Linked DNA regions of Homo sapiens: regions 2 and 3 are each linked to region 1. A link is a contact called in ENCODE Hi-C or POLR2A ChIA-PET data. All regions are on one chromosome and are shown on one strand. Each heading gives the region's core, a stretch centred on a gene start or an enhancer-like site at or near the end of the contact. The rest is flanking DNA. Distances are from core to core; before and after follow the strand shown.

Region 1 (3,851 bases), core at 558-3,057:
AGTGCAGGCCAACAAACATTCCTGCAGACCGTAGCTAGTCTCTTAACTACCAGTTTGTGACTTCCAGTTTAAATCAATCAAGCTTATCTGCATATTTTCAACTTTACCATGCTCTAAGTGTATTCAGATATGTAAAATAAAGATAAACAGTGAAAGGGATAATTACAATTTCTGGATTTCCTAGTTAACATTCAATCTGGACTGGGATCTTTAAACATCTCCTCTTGCCTTGATACGTGATCTGTTAACTTTCTTACTTACACCTTTTTTAGATGGGTCTAGCCAGAACTCGTCACTAATTCGTGATAGAGCTTGAACTGCTTTCCCAAATACTATGGAGAAAAAGAAAGGTGATGCTTATATTCTTTCCCTCTAACAATAAAAACAAATCACAAGACTAGTTCAGCATTCAGAGGACTCAAGAGAAATTCAAAAATAACAGTATCTTACAGACTAATGCTACATTACTTTAATACAGTATAATACCCTTGGCAAAATGCCAGACACATAGTCAGGGCTCAATAAATTTGTAGTGTGTGAAATGATAAAATTGACCGAAATTTGTCCTTCTATATGTTTACAGTGTTGCATGGAGCTACTGTGCAAACCAATTTCCATACTAATGTATTTTACAACTTGATTTAGATAAATGTATTTGACCCCCCAAAAACTGTGAAAACAGTGCATGGAGAAGATAATCTGAAGTGGTTTTAATAGCTTGATAGCCAAGTCACAACAAGTCATGAGAGAGAAATTAGGGGTATCCAACATACATCTCTGATGTTTGAGGGCAGCCAGATTTCCCCACCACAGAACACATTTAGGGCTGGAAAACACACTAGTCTGATCCCGTACGACATTGTTAATGTTCTTTTTATTTTTTATTTTTTTTGAGACAGAGTCTCACTCTGACACTCAGGCTGGAGTGCAGTGGCACGAGCTCAACTCACTGCAGCCTCAACCTCCCGGGCTCAATCGATCCTCTCGCCTCAGCCTTCCAAGTAGCTTGGGATTACAGGCGCCCACCACTAAGCCCGGCTAATTTTTGTATGTTTAGTAGAGACGGGGTTTCATCATGTTGGTCAGGGTGGTCTCGAACTCCCGACCTAAGGTGATCCACCCGCCTTGGCCTCCCAAAGTGCTAGGATTACAGGCGTGAGCCACTGCACCCGGCCTAACTTCCATTTTGAAAGCGCCGTTTACAACACTAATAGTTCTTGTACATTCCATCTATTACTGGGCTCTTTACACGCATTTCCATTTCATTGCCTCCAAACAAACTCTGTGACGAAGGTGCTGTCATTACCCCTGTTTCCGTTTTAGAAACTGAGCCCCAAAGAGATTTAGTGACTTTTCCAAGTTCATACATTTTTAAAAATGGTAGAATCTGGGGAAAAAAAAAACCAGGTTAATGCTGTTCTCTTGGCACAAAAATACTTTTACTGTCCAAGCATTATTTTTTTCTCTCAACTCTTCCCCATGCAGTCCTCAGCATCCCGAGTTTGTGGCCCGATGGTACAACTCTATTTCCCGGATACCACCCATATTACATCTGCCTCTAAGTCACACGAGATGGGTCCTCATCCTCCCCTCAGAAGTTAACAGGGACTTGAGTGGGTGGGGCTGTGGCCAGGGCGTGCGTCCTCAGTCATTGCGCAAAAAGGCAAAGAGGAAAAATTAGACAATGGTAGGGACGACCTATTAACGTCTGCTTTTCTCTCTGCTAAATGGGAAGACAACAAAGGCCGCTCCACCTTTCACCTGACTGCCGCTCATCACGCACTTCAGCATGGCTGCCATCCGCCCTAAAAAGCAGGCTCGGAAGGCGCGCCTCAGCTCGACGGCCCAGGTGCCCGGATGTTGCCCGCGCTTTTCAAAGCTTCGCGATCTCGTCTCTGCACTCTACCACCCCGCCTCCACAAGTTCCCAAACGGCTTTACGGCGGAGAAGGGTCCGTGCGGGCCTCCGTACGGCAATTTCTGTCTCCCTCTGCTCTCATTGGTTGCGGTTAAGTGGGCGGGTCGCCGAGGAGCCTGAGGAAGAGGGCGGCGACGGTGGTGGTGACTGAGCGGAGCCCGGTGACAGGATGGTGAGGGCTGCAGTTGCGGCGACCAAGGCCTGGCTCTCGGGTGGGGTGCTGCGTTGTTGGGAGCCGTGGGGAGGCCGAGGGCGAGGAATTGGGAAATCCCGGAGGCCTCGGCGTCAGGGCCCAGGCGCTGGCCTGGGAAAGGCCCAGAAGAGGTCTAGGGAAGGAAGGGAGCGGCCACCTCTGGGTGCGGCTGGCCTAGGTCTCGTATCCCGGCCCCAAGGGGCCAGAGGCCATCCAAGGGGTAAAAAGGCCCCTCTAGCAGCCCGACCTGTCACGAGACACGCACGCCCGAGCCAGGGAAGGCCTTTGGTCCTATACCTCGAATGTTCCGGGGATAGGGGCACGGTCCTCCGTTTCCAGACGGTTCCTACTCGTTTCCCGCAAAAAGCACCTCCCGCTGGTTGGGGTGTAGTGGTGGAAGCTGGCCTCTCGAATGCAGAACAGGAAGTAGCGAGCAGAATTTCGTACCCGTTTAACTTTGCCATCTAGGGAAAGGGAATAAACCACCCTCCTCGCTCCTGAAATAACATCTAGCTGCCATTGAGATGAGCAGGTGTGCTCTCAGAGGGCGGGATTTGGCGCTTGCAATTGCTGGAACTGTTTCTTTCCACGGGTTGCTACGCCTCTTTAGGGTAGGATTCCTTAATGATGTGTGAACTCATTGAAACTGTTGGGAAATTTTTGTGAATATACACATTTTTCTGGGGAGAGTGCCGGTGTTGGAGACTTACCTAGTCTCCCCCAGCCACCTTCAAGCAATCACCCCTTCACCCCCAGTAGTTTGGTGCCCCTCAGACCTTCCTACATAAAAACTGGGGGCCTCTACTAGAGAGGACTCAGAGCTGTAATCATATTTTCTTTCTTTCTTTTTGAGATGGAGTCTCGCTCTGTCGCCCAGGCTGGAGTGCAATGCCGCGATCTCGGCTCACTGCAATGCCGCCCGGGTTCAAGCCTCAGCTCCTGCCTCAGCCTCCCGAGTAGCTGGGATTACAGGCGCCCGCCACCAAGCCCGTCTAAATTTTTGTATTTTTAGTAGAGACGGGGTTTCACCATGTTGGTCAGGCTGGTCTCTACCTCCCGACCTCAGATGATCCACCCGCCTCGGCCTCCCAAAGTGCTGGGGTTACAGGCGTGAGCCACCGCGCCCGGCCTGTAATCATATTTTCAAAGGTGCCTTTGACTCTTAAAAAGTCAATTGTTTGGGGCAACCCACTCGGGTCCCCTTCCACCCTGTGTAAGCTTTGTTCTTTCGCTCTTCACAATAAATCTTGCTGCTGCTCAAAAAAAAAAAAAAAATCAATTGTTTGAAATGGAGCTGTGATTATCTTCATATTTGTGTTGATGGAGGTTGGCTGTAAAGGGACGTCTACCTCTGACAGGCATTTATTGCATTCTTTTTTATTTTTACAAGGAAACCAAAGAAGCTATGCATTTTTAAGATTATTACTATTGCATGACAAACAGCCTTTTCAAGAGGGGGACTTACAGACATGGCAGCCAGAGATTTATGGTGCATGCTTCTTTAAAATCTTTAATCTCACTTTTAATTTTTGCTTCTAAACAGACTCCAATTTAAAGTAATCCGTTTACAGTAATTTCGAGACACCTATCCATGGGAGAAGACATAATTACTTGCCATGGTTTCAAAATATTAATGTTTCTCAAGTTGTTTGAGAAGTGATCCCTCTTATTTAGGGTAGTTGTACTGGAACATCATTTTTCATATGAAATAGAACTGGGAAAAATTTAGCATTAGCCAGTT
Region 2 (3,851 bases), core at 928-3,427, 280 kb after region 1:
TATGAATTCTTTCCCCATCTCCCATGCACCTGTGTAACTTACCGAGCCCTACTAGACTTCTTGTCCTTTCCTTCACATGCTGTATCCTTAAATGCCTTTATGTCTTCACTTTTCCCATGCCTATCAACATCTTAACTCATCCTTACAAATCAGCTCAAGTTCCATCTCCTCTGTTAATCTTTCCACAATCCCCCATCAGTACTAATTGCTGCTTCCTCTGAGCTCCCTGTTCTTTGTACACACAGCACTTATTTTGCTGCATAATATTTGAGTCTTCTAAACTGTGAGGTCTTTGAGAGCAAAAACTAGGTCATGTTCAATTTCTATTTTAGCACTTAGCACAGTGTCAGGCACACAAGATAACAAATATTCGCATCAAAATAAATGAGTGGACTTTTAATTTCATTCTCCTATTAATCAAGTATTATCTTGTTAATTTCTTTGGTTAAGAAAGAAATTGCCTGTTGGTATTTTCACAGAAAAAGACAAGAAATATCTATAAAACTGTTCAACAGATTCTGGATTTAACCGAATTTGATAAATTTTGTGGTTTTGCTTAATTACCTTATTGTATTTTAATCTTTTTTAATTTTTTTAATTTTTATTTTTTGAGACAGAATCTCGCTCTGTCACCCAGACTGGAGTGCAGTGGCACAATCTTGGTTCACTGCAACCTCTGCCTCCAGGGTTCAAGCGGTTCTCCTGCCTCAGCCTCCCAAGTAGCTGGGACTACAGGCGTGCACCACCACACTCGGCTAATTTTTTGTATTTTTAGTAGAGACAGGGTTTCACCATGTTGGCCAGGCTGGCCTCAAATTCCTGGGCTCAAGTGATTCTCTTGCCGTAGCCTCCCGAAGTGCTAGGATAAGGCATGAGCACCACACCCAGCTGTATTTCTTTCTTTCTTTTTTTTTTTTTCTCCAGACGGAGTCTAGCTCTGTCGCCCAAGCTGGAGTGCAGTGGTGTGACCTCGACTCACTGCAACCCAGGCGGAGGCCTCCTGGGTTCAAGATTCTCCTGCCTTAGCCTCCCAAGTAGCTGGGATTATAGGCACCTGCCACCACGCCCAGCTAATTTTTGTGTTTTTAGTAGAGATGGGGTTTCACTGGGTTGGTCAGGCTGGTCTGGAACTTCTGACCTCATGATCCGCCCACCTCAGCCTCCCAAAGTGCTGAGATTACAAGCGTGAGCCACCGTGCCTGGCCACCCAGCTGTATTTCAATCTTTAAGTTTCATTCCAGCATTGTTCATAAAGTGAAAAACTGGAGTTGATCTAAATGTCCAGCAATTGGAGACATGCATGATTTTAACACACAGATAGATTTAAATGATAACCCTATAAAGTTTCAGTTTGCTCTGTATTTAAAACTACTACTCATTTCTTTCATTCATTTACTGAACATTTATTTTCAGTATAATTCCCTCATCTGGTTGGTTGAGGTTACTTTTAACCATTTAGTAAAGTTTATTCTTTAGGTATAGTAAGCAAACACATTTTTTAAAAAAAGGTACTATAATTTTATAATAAGCACTAAAAATTATTTCATACCATAACTCATAAACAGACATCAATCTGTTTGCTTATATACAATAGGTATATACATGGGTCACACTGCAATATAAGTACTTAAGAGCACAGGTTTTGGATCCTGGCTCTGCCACAATCATTAGTTGTATAATATTGTGAAAGTCTCTCTGTGCTTCAGTTCCCTTATCTATAAAATGCGGATAATTGCAGCTGCCTCATAAGGTTATTGTGAGAGTTATGTTAGTTCTACACATATAAAGCATTTAGGACAGTGCCTGGTACAAATGGAGTGCTCAGTACCAGGTTATTTGCTTGAATCACTCATGATCATGGTCGTGATTAGAGCTTCAGGGAATAAAATTTGTTAAATCTTGCTTTGCATAACTGAAGTTCATAAAAAGTCCTTTGTAAGTCTGCTTCAGTTTCAGAACCAATAACTTAATTAGGTTGTGCTCTAACAATGAAACAGGCTCCCTCATGAGGAGTGAGCCGCATTGCGGGTACACTACTATGGCTGGAAAGTGATTCGCTACATGCGCTACAGAACTGATTTCCACACTGGAGAGAGGTTGGAAGAGATCCCTCAAAGCTCCTGATCTAATAAATGATTATATGAATCATTCTGAGGTTCCTTTCAAGCTCCAAAATTCTATGACTGTTTACCAGGATATCGCATGCAGCATTAAGCAGCCAAGCCAGGAACCTGCTGTTACACTCTGAACTGAGGTGTAAACACATACTTTCACCGAAAAACAAAAATCTTTAATTTCTTCCTGTGCTCGGAATAGTGAATTTCCATAGCAGTAAACCAAGTTTGGTGACTCAAGCCTCTCAGCAATTCTGGAAAGGAAATTGTGAAAATATCGATGTTTGCCAAGAAAGTACTTCCAGTTTGCCAAAAGAGGGAGCATAGGAGCAGAAAGCATATGTTTGTCCAAGTCTCTTAAAAATACTTATTTGGGATCTGTGTTTTATTTTTTGATTTCTTTTGCAAGGATGGGGTGGGGCTAAACAATATTTACAGTCAACTTCTCTTTTTAAGATTATCTTAAGACAGTAGGGTCAAAGATAAAAAATACATAGATAACTTTTAATGATCCCTCTCCATCCCCCGAGACAAAACACTCATCCCAGGCCTGGCTGCCATACGCCAAGCAGCTCTAATTTAAACTGCTCTCATTAAAAGGAAGAGGAAGAGGAGCTAAGCCAGTATGAGTGGAGGAATAATTTACATATTTAATAAAGATACAGCTTTATTTCTCTCCTGGCTGCCATGAATTGTCTAAAAAAGAAAGATCTGTTGCATATGTAATCTACTCCTCACCTGTAGGTGAGTAACAATCAGTAACAATGACGTTACTGATAAAACCAAGTTTAAAGAAAGTTAATCATCAGGATGCTATCTTACCCGTTCCCTGGGGCTAAAGACTCCTTCATGCCAGACAAGATGAATGATGTAAGCACCTAGAATCCTTTGTAGAAACAAGTCATTTACTCACACTCATTAGTCACTAATATAGGGTAGAATGCCTGCATAAGACAAGGCTTCTATAAGACACACACCTGCATACAAAGTCATTTTTCTTTTTCTTTTTTCTTTTTTTTTTTTGAGATGGAGTTTCGCTCTTGTTGCCCAGGCTGGAGTGCAATGGAGCAATCTGGCTCGCTGCAACCTCCACCTCCCAGGTTCAAGTGATTCTCCTGCCTCAGCCTCCCGAGTAGCTGGGATTACAGGCATACACCACCACGCCTGGCTAATTTTGTATTTTTAGCAGAGATGGGATTTCTCCTTGTTGGTCAGGCTGGTCACGAACTCTTGACCTCAGGCGATCTGCCTGCCTTGGCCTCCCAAAGTGCTGAGATTACAAGCGTGAGCCACTGTGCCCAGCTACAAAGTCATTTTTCAATGCAAACTTTGACTTTGCCTTTGTAGAGACAGCTTTGACAAGTTATCAGTTTGCCATTTTTCATATTCAACTCAGAAGAATTCTGCAAATTTGTATATTTTTAGTTTCAGCAATATATTTAGTCTTTTATTTTACTCAAATTATAAAAAGTGCTCTGTATTGTGTTACCTTAAAAAGTTAAGAAACATACTTGGGGCCGGGCGCGGTGGCTTATGCCTGTAATCTCAGCACTTTGGGAGGCCGAGGCGGGTGAATCACCTGAGGTCTGGAGTTCAAGACCAGCTGACCAATATGGTGAAACCCCATCTCTACTAAAAATACAAAAAGTTAGCTGGCCGTGGTAGCACATGCCGGTAATCCCAGCTACTTGGGAGGCTGAGGTAGGAGAATTGCTTGAACGCGGGAGGCGGAGGTTG
Region 3 (3,851 bases), core at 887-3,386, 270 kb before region 1:
AGCACTTTGGGAGGCCAAGGTGGGTGGATTGCTTGAGACCAGGAGTTCGAGACCAGCCTGACCAACATGATGAAATCCCTTCTCTACTAAAAATACAAAAATTATCCTGGCATGGTGGTGGGCACCTGTAATCCCAACTACTCAGGAGGCTGAGGTGGGAGAATTGCTTGAACCCAGGAGGTGGAGGTTACAGTAAGCCGAGATCACACCACTACACTCAAGCCTGGGCGATGCAGCAAGACCCTGTCTCAAAAAAACAAAAACAAAAGCAAATACAAAACTCAAATTCAGGGCACTGCATTGTTCTTGGCCCCATTATACAGATGAAAGAACTCTAGGGTCCAAAAGCTCAAAAGAACCTGTACTCCAACCCCAAACTCCTAGCTCTTATCATGCAACTCAACTGCCAGCATCACAGACAAAGCAAAGCTGGAAAAGACCTCACACATGGGGCTGCATGGTGCAGAGAGCATTGCCTCAGCCTCTCATGTCGGCTAGACAACACTGAGTTCAAATCCCTTTCCTGGGACTTAGAAGCTGCCGACTTGGGCAAGCCGTGTCAGCTCTCTGAGCCTCGGTTTCCTTATCTATAGAATGGTAATAATAACAGTATCTCGACCAGGCGTGGTGGCTCACACCTGTAATCCTAGCACTTTGGGAGGCTGAAGCAGGGGATCACCTGAGGTCAGGAGTTCGAGACCAGCATGACCAACATGGTGAAACCCCGTCTCTACTAAAAATACAAAAATTAGCTGGGTGTGGTGGCGGGCACCTGTAATCCCAGCTACTCGGCAGTCTGAGGCAGGAGAATCACTTGAAGCCGGGAGGCAGAGGTTGTAGTGAGCCGAGATCGTGCCATTGCACTCCAGCCTGGGCGACAGAACGAGACTCCGTCTCAAGATAGTAATAATAACAACAACAACAACAGTATCTCTCTCTCAGAGGGGTGTTGTGAAGATCTGATGAAACGAGACATGTAGAGTTCCGAAATGATAGTAAGGACTAGAAAATGTATGTTGTTGTTAGAATTAGTACAAAACTGAGGCCCAAGTTTACACAAATTAGGTAATGGCAGATCCAGGCTTAGCAGCTGGTCTTGCAGCTCTCACTCCAGCATATTATTTCCTTTTTTTTTCTTCTTGAGATGGAGTCTCGCTCTGTCGCCCAGGCTAGAATGCAGTGGCGTGATCTCAGCTCACTGCAACCTCCGCCTCCCAGGTTCAAGCGATTCTCCTGCCTCAGCCTCCTGAGTAGCTACGACTAGAGGGGTGCGCCACCGCGCCTGGCAAATTTTTTCTATATTTAGTAGAGATAGGGTTTCATCATGTTGGCCAGGCTGGTCTCAAACTCTTGACCTCAAGTGATCTGCCCGCCTCGACCTCCCAAAGTGCTGGGATTACAGACGTGAGCCACCGCAGCTCTTGTATTTTCACCAAGAGAGTTTCTTGCTACTTACTCTTCCACCAAAAACAGTGATAATACTAATTATTTTAGTTATTACAGCTGAGACTCTGTGTTCCAGATCCCATCTTAACACCTTACACCTGCTCATCAAATCATTGTGACAACCTTGTAACATAGGTCCCATCATTATCCTTAGTTTATAGATGAGGAAACTGAGGCCCAGAAAGCAAGAGAACCTTGCCCAAGGTCACACAGCTAGTAGACAGCAGGGCTAGGATGCAAAGGCAGGCAGCCGGCCCCAGAGTCCACCTTGTAATCTCTGCACTCACTGCTTTCCATTAAACTTCTTGGGGATTTACCGCAAATCATGGTTACTTTTCTTTACTATTATCTCTATATATATATCAATTGACTTTCACTTACACAAGTAATATGTGAATGAATACATTCTAAAAAACAAAAACAAAATTAGGGCATGACTGACAAAACTAAACTCTGCTTGGACATTACTCTTATTTTCCACTGTGAGTAGTTTGGTAAGAATCCTCTCAGCCTTTTGCCTACACGTTTACATATGTACTTTACTGCCACTTTGCATACTCTTCCCACTGGGCCTCTAGAAAACAGTAGCTGAGACGGCAAACTTGAGACTGAAGAAAGGTTGTGGGGGCTGGAGATGGTATCACTTTCTGTTTTCTGTAGATCAGTTACCTATAAATATTCTGAAAGCTTCCCGGCAGGTGACTCAGCCAATGGGCCAGAGAGTTGGATGCATAATTAGGTTTCCTTGGCTATCTGCAGAGACAAAACCAGAGAAGGTGGGCTGTCTCTATCCAATATGGCTGCCACTCACCAAATGGGGTTTTGGGCCCTTGAAATGTGGCTTGTCCGAACTGAGATGGGATATAAGTGCAAAATACCAGATTTTGTAGCCTTATACAAAAAAAAAAAAAGAGGATAACATAGCTCATGCTTTTTTAAAAAAAACCTTTCCTATGGTGCTAAATTAATTTCTTTTCTTTCTTTCTTTCTTTCATTCATTTTCTTTCCTTCCTTCTTTCTTTTTTTTCTTATTTCTATGAGTCAGGGTTTCACTCTGTCACCCAAGCTGTAATGGCCTCACAAGTAGCTGGGACTTGTGTATGTGTAATCACTTCTAGCTAATTTTCTTTACTTCCTTCCTTCCTTTCTTTCTTTCTTTCTTTCTTTTCTTTCTTTCGAAACAGGGTTTCACTATGTTGCCCAGACTGGTCTCAAATTCCTGGCTTCAAGCAATCCTCTCACTTTGGCCTCCCAAAGTGCTAGGATTACAGGCATGAGCCACTGCACCTAGCCTTGAAATACTTTCTTTTTTTTCTCTCTCTCTTTTTTTTTTTGAGATGGACTGTCTTGTCACCCAGGCTGGAGTACAATGGCATGATCTTGGCTCACTATAACCTCCACCTCCCAGATTCAAGCTATTCTACTGCCTCAGCCTCTCAAGTAGTTGGGATTACAGGTGCCTACCACCGTGCCCGGCTAATTTTTGTATTTTTAGTAGAGACGGGGTTTCACCATGTTGGCCAGGCTGGTCTTGAACTCCTGACCTCAGGTGATCCACCCGACTCGGCCTCCCAAAGTGCCAGGATTACAGGCATGAGCCACTGTGCCCGACCAGAATGCTTTCTTTATATTGATTACGTGTTAAAATGGTCATTTTTAAAATATATCAGGTTAAATTAAATATATCATTTAAATTAACTTCAGCTTTTTTAATGAGGCTACTGGAAAAATTAAAAGTCCATATGTGGTTTGAATTCTTTTTTTTTTTTTTTAAACACACTCTGTTGCCCAGGCTGGAGTGCAGTGGCGAGATCTTGGCTCCCTGCAACCTCTGCCTCCCAGATTCAAGCGATTCTCCCGCCTCAACCTCCCAAGTAGCTGGGACTACAGGCGCCCACCATCACACCTGGCTAATTTTTGTATTTTTAGTTGAGAGGGGGTTTCACCATGTTAGCCAGGCTGGTCTCGAACTCCCGGCCTCAAGGGATCCATCCGCCTTGGCCTCCCACAGTGCTGGGATTACAGGCGTGAGCCACCGTGCCCGGCCTTGAATTCTATTTCTAATGGATAGCGCTGTTCTAAACAGTTGCTTGAGGAGACACTATTTTAAAAAATTATCTGAGAATGGTAATGATAGTTCGATTGTATCAGGTGCTCTAAGATGAGGTTGCAGGCTAAACACTTCCCATTGCTTATCTCTTCCATTCCTTCACAACAGTTGCATGAGCTAAGCACTATTCTTACCTCCATTTTGCAGAGGAGGAAACTGAAGCTCAGAGAAGTGAAGTCATTTGCCCAAGGTCACACAGCCAGGAAGCAGCCAAGCAGCAATCTGAACACATCCCTCAAGGGATTAACCCTGTGGATGACAGGACAAGAAAACCATTCACAGGGACCCGCCTCAG

The links. Hi-C counts contacts between places; a loop is a spot of excess contacts on that map. ChIA-PET counts read pairs that join two places held with the same protein, here RNA polymerase II (POLR2A). Pooled maps may share reads with other maps.
Region 2: a loop to region 1 is called in a pooled map, with 4 times the contacts of the local background. The contact joins the enhancer-like site here to the promoter of RAD9B in region 1. A Hi-C loop is called at or near these places in 2 of 50 pooled maps. POLR2A ChIA-PET finds 5 or more read pairs at or near these places in 3 of 52 experiments (MCF 10A, WTC11 and activated B cell).
Region 3: a pooled map shows a loop between it and region 1 (9-fold over the local background). The contact joins the enhancer-like site here to the promoter of RAD9B in region 1. A Hi-C loop is called at or near these places in 2 of 37 single-sample maps with no recorded cell type and 9 of 50 pooled maps. POLR2A ChIA-PET finds 5 or more read pairs at or near these places in 3 of 52 experiments (OCI-LY7, activated CD4-positive, alpha-beta T cell and activated T-cell).

What each region holds. Positions count from the first base shown.
Region 1 is chr12:110,500,287-110,504,137 of GRCh38, reverse strand. It overlaps RAD9B (RAD9 checkpoint clamp component B), which reads right to left and starts at 1,807. Exons shown (of 11, transcript NM_001286535.2): 1 at 1,755-1,807; 2 at 262-332. The coding sequence starts at 1,800. VPS29 (VPS29 retromer complex component) reads left to right here and starts at 2,027. Exons shown (of 4, transcript NM_016226.5): 1 at 2,027-2,089. The coding sequence starts at 2,087. RefSeq lists an enhancer at 2,059-2,198.
Region 2 is chr12:110,223,042-110,226,892 of GRCh38, reverse strand. No RefSeq gene overlaps it. Among named protein-coding and RNA genes, the nearest start is that of ATP2A2, 56 kb to the left of the region's middle. RefSeq lists an enhancer at 2,647-3,147. Within about 2 kb of position 2,177, at least 14 of the 41 ENCODE cell types and tissues checked have a DNase peak (open chromatin) inside an H3K27ac peak, as active enhancers do.
Region 3 is chr12:110,774,901-110,778,751 of GRCh38, reverse strand. No RefSeq gene overlaps it. Among named protein-coding and RNA genes, the nearest start is that of PPP1CC, 34 kb to the right of the region's middle. RefSeq lists an enhancer at 1,955-2,294. Within about 2 kb of position 2,136, at least 2 of the 41 ENCODE cell types and tissues checked have a DNase peak (open chromatin) inside an H3K27ac peak, as active enhancers do; they include OCI-LY7, where a contact is called at or near this core.